Linked DNA regions of Homo sapiens: region 2 is linked to region 1. Evidence: chromatin contacts called from ENCODE Hi-C data. All regions are on one chromosome and are shown on one strand. The core of a region is the stretch at or near the end of the contact, and the rest is flanking DNA. Distances in the headings are between cores, read along the strand shown.

The links. A loop is a pair of places that touch in the nucleus more often than their neighbours do. Pooled maps may share reads with other maps.
Region 2: a map of CD8-positive, alpha-beta T cell shows a loop between it and region 1 (4-fold over the local background). The contact joins the enhancer-like site here to the promoter of GSTT2B in region 1. A Hi-C loop is called at or near these places in 1 of 168 maps with a recorded cell type or tissue (CD8-positive, alpha-beta T cell) and 1 of 50 pooled maps.

What each region holds. Positions count from the first base shown.
Region 1 is chr22:23,959,433-23,962,475 of GRCh38, reverse strand. GSTT2B (glutathione S-transferase theta 2B) reads left to right here and starts at 1,281. Exons shown (of 5, transcript NM_001080843.4): 1 at 1,281-1,456; 2 at 2,095-2,182. The coding sequence starts at 1,345. RefSeq lists an enhancer at 2,395-3,043.
Region 2 is chr22:24,058,632-24,061,816 of GRCh38, reverse strand. CABIN1 (calcineurin binding protein 1) reads right to left here. Exons shown (of 37, transcript NM_012295.4): 11 at 2,454-2,590; 12 at 1,676-1,893. Among named protein-coding and RNA genes, the nearest start is that of CABIN1, 49 kb to the right of the region's middle. Within about 2 kb of position 1,361, at least 7 of the 41 ENCODE cell types and tissues checked have a DNase peak (open chromatin) inside an H3K27ac peak, as active enhancers do.

The sequences.
Region 1 (3,043 bases), core at 32-2,531:
GAACCACCACACCCTACCTGTCTGATGGGTTTCTAAGAACATCTTAAAGGACATTACTTCCTTCTGACGTATCTTTTACCGAGATCCTTCCCAGTTTTTTGCTTAAGGTTAATCCATTTTTTCCTCCACAAAGTAACCTTGTATATGTATTGGTTTTTTCTTTGTTGAGTTCTCCCACTGTTCTGAGGCTTAGAAAGTCCTTTCATACCCAGACATCAGAGAAACAGATCCCGTGAGAGTAACTGGGATTGCAGGTGTGGGCCAGCATGCCCTGTTATCACTCCCTTTCTCTGAGTCAGCTTTTCTCTCTCAGTCTCGTCTACTCCTCGAACTCAGGAAATGTCACTACAGGTGGCCCCAGCTCCCGTTTACCTCCCCATAGGGAGCTCCTCTCTCCAGTTCCAGTTTCAAAACTCCCAAGGAAGCATTCTGGTTCACTCGCTTGGGCCACTGGCCAGAGGGATGGGATACTCTGAAAGATTCAGCTAGAGTCCCGGGCCCAGCCCTGGACCATCACTGTGCCCCCTGGTGAGATGCCAGGGCTGGGATTCAGGGAGAAGAAAGGAGGTTCCCGGACAGTCATTCCTGCCTCCCGCGGCTGCGGGCTCCCTGCCCCCATCCTGTGCACGAAGTGGGAGCTCCCGCTGTCTGGCAGCTCCCGCTGTCTGGCAGCAGCTGCTCTGCAGGGGACAGTCTGGACGGCAGAAAGTTCATCCTTAACCCCAGCCTTCCAGTCAAGGTTCCCACCAGTTTGGGACACCTGCAAGTGTCACATCCCACTGGGTGAAACTCTAAGATCCCTTTTAGGGGATCCCATTCGCTCCCTCCCTTCCGCCACCATGCAGCGCCGAGAAACAGAGCTCTGAACGAACCCTCAGATGTCCGTGCGCTGGGGCCTTTCCAGGACGGCGGCGCCCAGTCGTTTCTGGGTCAGGGCGACGCCTGGAACTGGGCAGGGTCCCTGGCACCGGGATCCCGAAAAGCAGACCTGCTTCTCCCTGTCCAGCCGGTTCCCCTTCCCCTTGCAGTCGGCCCCCTGCATCCGCGTCCTCCCTGCCAGTCGAGGGTCCCCAGCTCCAACTCCACCCTCCCAGCTGTGCGTTCATAGCGACCGCCCTCCCTGTAGGGACGCACGGATCTGGTGGTGGAGTCTTGGCCGGCAGGACTGGACAGGAACCGAAGGGGCGAGGCGGGTCCGGGGGTGGTGCGCTCCAATTGGGTGCTGTCCCCAGGGGGTGGGGCCTGATCCCCTATTTCCCGGCGCGCCGGGATCCTGCCACAGCTGCTGCCCACACCGCGCTCAGCGCCTTCACTGCCATCCCCGCTGTCCTTGCCGCCCCCGCCATGGGCCTAGAGCTGTTTCTTGACCTGGTGTCCCAGCCCAGCCGCGCCGTCTACATCTTCGCCAAGAAGAATGGCATCCCCTTAGAGCTGCGCACCGTGGATTTGGTCAAAGGTGGGCCCAGCCCGTTTCCCCGCGTGTCCACAAACCCAGTGCACCCCCAGGCCCCCGCCCTGCTCTGCCCTGAGCGTCTCGCCGCCCGCACAGCCCCCTCACCTCCTCCTGCAGCGTCTGCCACCAGAGAATGCTGTGGACTGAGTGGCCTTGGAGGGATCACAGCCTCTCTGAACCTTAGCTTGCCTTCTGAAAAGGAGGATAATGTTACCTTCTGCTCTGTAGGGATGGAAAGAAAATACTGAATGGAGTTGACAGAGTTCTTGCGTGGAATGCACGCATATAAATTCACAAAGCCCAGAAGACCTTGGGAAGAAGGACATGCTGTTGTGAGAATTAAGAGATGGGAAGAGATGAGCCACCCCAGTTTGCCTCCCCTCCCCTGGCCCACCAGAGTCCGGCTAGAAAACTTCTCTTTATCCACCTGCTGCACCTGGCCCCACCCACCAAAGCCCCCCAGCTGCCCCGGAATGTGGCAGGGCAGGGAGGCCCAGCCAGGGAGTGAGGCTGATCCAGGCCTCTAGTCCCAGACCTTGCTGTTTCTCAGGGCTGTGGGGCTCCGCTTGGGGAGGAGGAGGGAGGGTGTAGAGGTGCAGCGTTTTTATTCTGAAGACCTTTTCTGACTTCTTCCTCTTCAGGGCAGCACAAGAGCAAGGAGTTCTTGCAGATCAACAGCCTGGGGAAACTGCCGACGCTCAAGGATGGTGATTTCATCTTGACCGAAAGGTGCCCTCCTTCCCTCACCCCTCACCGCATCCGGAGCCCATGTGACCTTGGCTCTCCCCACTGGCCCCGGGCCCCAGTGGCCCTCCCATACCCCATGGGGCAGCGAGGGAGGGGAAAGGCGAGGGATCTGGCCGGGCGCGGTGGCTCACGCCTGTCATCCCGGCACTTCGGGAGGCCAAGGCGGGCGGATCACGAGGTCAGGAGACCGAGACCATCCTGGCTAACACCGTGAAACACCGTCTCTACTAAAAATGGAAAAAAAATTAACCGGGCGTGGTGGCGGGCGTCTGTAGTCCCAGCTACTCTGGAGGCTGAGGCAGGAGAATGGTGTGAACCCAGGAAGCGGAGCTTGCAGTGTGCTGAGATCGCGCCACTGCACTCCAGCCTGGGCGACAGAGCTAGACTCCGTCTCAAAAAGGCCGGGCGCGGTGGTTTACGCCTGTAATCCCAGCACTTTGGGAGGCCGAGGTGGGCGGATCACGAGGTCAGGAGATCGAGACCATCCTGGGTAACACGGTGAAACCCTGTCTCTACTAAAAATACAAAACATTAGCAGGGCGTGGTGGCGGCCGCCTGTAGTCCCAGCTACTGGGGAGGCTGAGGCAGGAGAATGGCGTGAACCCAGGAGGCGGAGCTTGCAATGAGCAGAGATAGCACCACTGCACTCCAGCCTGGGTGACAGAGGGAGCCCACTCCAGCCTGGGCGACAGAGGGAGACTCCGTCTCAAAAAAAAAGGAAAGAAAGAAAGGAGAGGTATCTGGGGAGAAGGTACAGCTTGGGGTGTGACCGGGATGAGCAGGGGCTGACAGAACATGTCCCCCCACCTCTCATCTTCCAGCCTTTTCTGAGCCGCAGGGCCT
Region 2 (3,185 bases), core at 112-2,611, 99 kb before region 1:
ATTTCATAAGTGATAATCAGTGGCTACTCGCCAGAACATAAAAAGAGCCACATGGATGTATGTTGGGACAAGACTTGGGAGAGGCCAGGAGACCGGTCTTCAGAGTTCTTGTCCTGTTGAAGAGGCAGCCCTGTCACCTGCCAAGTGCTGGGACGGACACTGCATCCAAATTATAGAACTCAACCCTTAAAAGTTCTGGGCAGCTGGTATACCATTCCCAGGGCACTTGAGGAAGCTGAGGCTCAGTGATGAGAAGGCACTTGCCCATTGGGCACAGCTGGAAGGTGATCATCAGCCTGCTTTGCCTGGGGATCAAAGCCCTGGTTCCTCCTGCTGTTTCACAACTGCCCCAGGGGAGCATGGCCTGGTGGGCAGAAGCTGCCAGGAGGTTGCCCTGAGGTAACTCAGTGGAGGGTGCCCACCAAGGGATGACTGACCTACAAGCTCTTCTACCTCCTGTGCTCTCAAGTCAGAAAGACCACCAGGCATCCCTGAATGTTCCTGGTGCTCCTGCTTCAGCATTCAGTGTCCCACCTCCAACAGGAGTAAGGGGCCAGAGCACCTTGTGTTCCCTTGAGCTCCAGGAGGCACCAAGTGGAGGAGGCTGGGGTGTGGAATGCAGCAGGAAGACAAGGCTCAGTGAGGCTCAGCCCCCTACTGCTGGTGGCCCCCAAAGCTTCTCTAAGCACGCTATTTAGCTTCTGCTGTTTTATCATCTGTTAAAAATAGTCATAGGCCAGGCATGGTGGCTCCCGCCTGTCATCCCAGTGCTTTGGGATGCCAAGGCATCAGGATCACTTGAGCCCAGGAGTTCCAGACCAGTCTGGGCAACATGGCAACATGGCAAGACCACATCCTAACATCGTAACAAAAGGAGACCCCCATCTCTACAAAACAAAACAAATTTTTTTTTTTTGAGACAAGAGTCTCGCCTTGTCGCCTAGGCTGGAGTGCGGTGGCGCCATCTCGGCTCACTGCAAGCTCCGCCTCCCGGGTTCACACCATTCTCCTGCCTCAGCCTCCTGAGTAGCTGGGACTATAACCGGGTGTGGTGGTGTACGGCTGTGGTTCCAGCTACTTTGAAGGCTGAGGTGGGAGGACTACCCGAGCCCAGGAGGTTGAAGCTGCAGTGAGCCGTGACTGCACCACTGCACTCCAGCCTAGGCAACAGAGCAAGACCCTGTCTCAAACAACAACAACAAAAGCCTCAGTCACAGTCCTTGCCAACTCAAACAAACCAAATGTTTCCCTTTCCTCCAGCTTCTCCTGGCAAGGCTTCCTGTGACTCAGTAAACAACCCGAGAAGCCCTCCCCATGACTCTCATTCCCTCACACATCCCATGTCTAGTTCAACCTATCAGCTCTGCAACCACAAACCAGCACCCCACTATTACCACTGGATCTCAGCCACTGCTCCCCTGGCATGGCAGCAGCCTCCTGATAGCCCCGTGAGCCCACTCTCACCCCTAAGTGTATCCTCCACTCAGCCATCAGGGAGCTTTCTAGGCACAAACTAGGTTCAGTGACTTCCTGCTTCGACACCCACAAAAAAACCAGGTTCCAGGCCCACAAGTAGATGCAGCCAAACACAACAGCAGCCCCACACCCATGCAAGATCCCTGTCCCCATGCCCTGGTCCCAGTTCAATACCAGCCCTTGAGAGGCTCCCCCTAACCTTGATGTGCTTGTTGCTGCAGTCCCTCAGCAGCGGGTTGGGCAGGCTGGTGCTGTGCCTCCTCCAGCTGTGGTAGACGCTGAGCACGACCTCCGCCAAGCCTGGAGGCCACCTTACCAAGAACTTGTGGCCCATGGCTTTCAGGTAGCGCATCATCAGCTCCAGGATGCCCCCGTTGGTTAGGTTCTCCAGCAGGAACTCATGCACGTCCTGCTTTTCTGCCCGGGGAGCAAGAACAACCTGACTTGAATAAAGAGTACCTTCCATGCCAGGGTCTCCTATTTACTTTGGGACAGTAAAGACTGTTCCCTCCCTCTACCATCTGATCCAGGTGGACATGATACCACGTTGTGGTGCTGAGATCAGGCTACTGGGTTCAATGCCTGGCTCCAACCCTCAGCAGCTATGATTGAGCCTCTCTGAATCTCCGTATCTAAGGTGGACATCAAAAGGGCAGACCTCCAAGTGCTGCCATGTGCACTAATCTCACTCAACAGTTATACACTGATACACACTCAACAGGTGTGCTTATATAGATTCAATTTGCAAAGCGAAGTCTCTGAATTTGGCCATAAGAAAGCATAGCAAGTATGAGCCTGGACATTTCAGAAGACCTCCAAGCTGACCACAGGGCTTAGGTCCAAGACTAATCCAGGCAGACTCTTGGCCACACTAAAAAACACCCCAGAACCATTCTCCCAGAACAAAACATAAGCAGGTTATAGGATAGTGGGAAGAAGAATTCCCAAAGTGAATGGTCACACTGCTCGATTCCTACCAGATTCCATGAATGTGGCTGAGTCAAATGACAGCCTTTGAGGCCCAATGCTTGGGAAGCTTTCCAGTTTGGCTTCTGACTGGACTTCATAGTTATTAAAGGAATCATCTTCCTCCTCAGGGTCCAGCTTTCTTAACCTGCATGTAACATGCCAAAATCACAAAGTCACAACACACGTTCTGACACAAGCATCTGAACTCTTCCTGTTAGAGAAACTAAATCTGAGTCAGGAAGAAGGCAGCTAAAATAAGTGGGTGGTGGGGTCCAGAACCCAGGCCTCCAGGAGGCTCTGCCTCTCTCCAGGGCCTCATGAGCCAGCATTTGGTCTGTATCCTGTCTCGGTCATTCATCTCATCAACAGATGATTACCGAGCACCAGCTATGTGCCAGGCACTGTGCTAGGCACCAAATACAGCAGCCCTAAATGTGGCAGATCCTGCCTGCAGTAAGCTTACCCTCTAGAGAGACACAGCCAATAAGCAGGTACACAAACTAACCCAAATAAGGACCACCTCACAACAGAGTGCTTGAGACTATGGGTCAAAAGGGCCCTGCTTTAGAGAGCAGGGTCAGAGAAAGCCTTTGAGAGGGGATAATGTTCATGCTGACACACTGGAGGAGGAGAAGGGCTTGCAATACAAAGATGCAGGACAAGAACAGGTACAAAGGCACAGGCCAGAAGAGCACCTGGTGTGTTCTAGGACCTCATGGGAGCCCAACAACTAAGGTGGA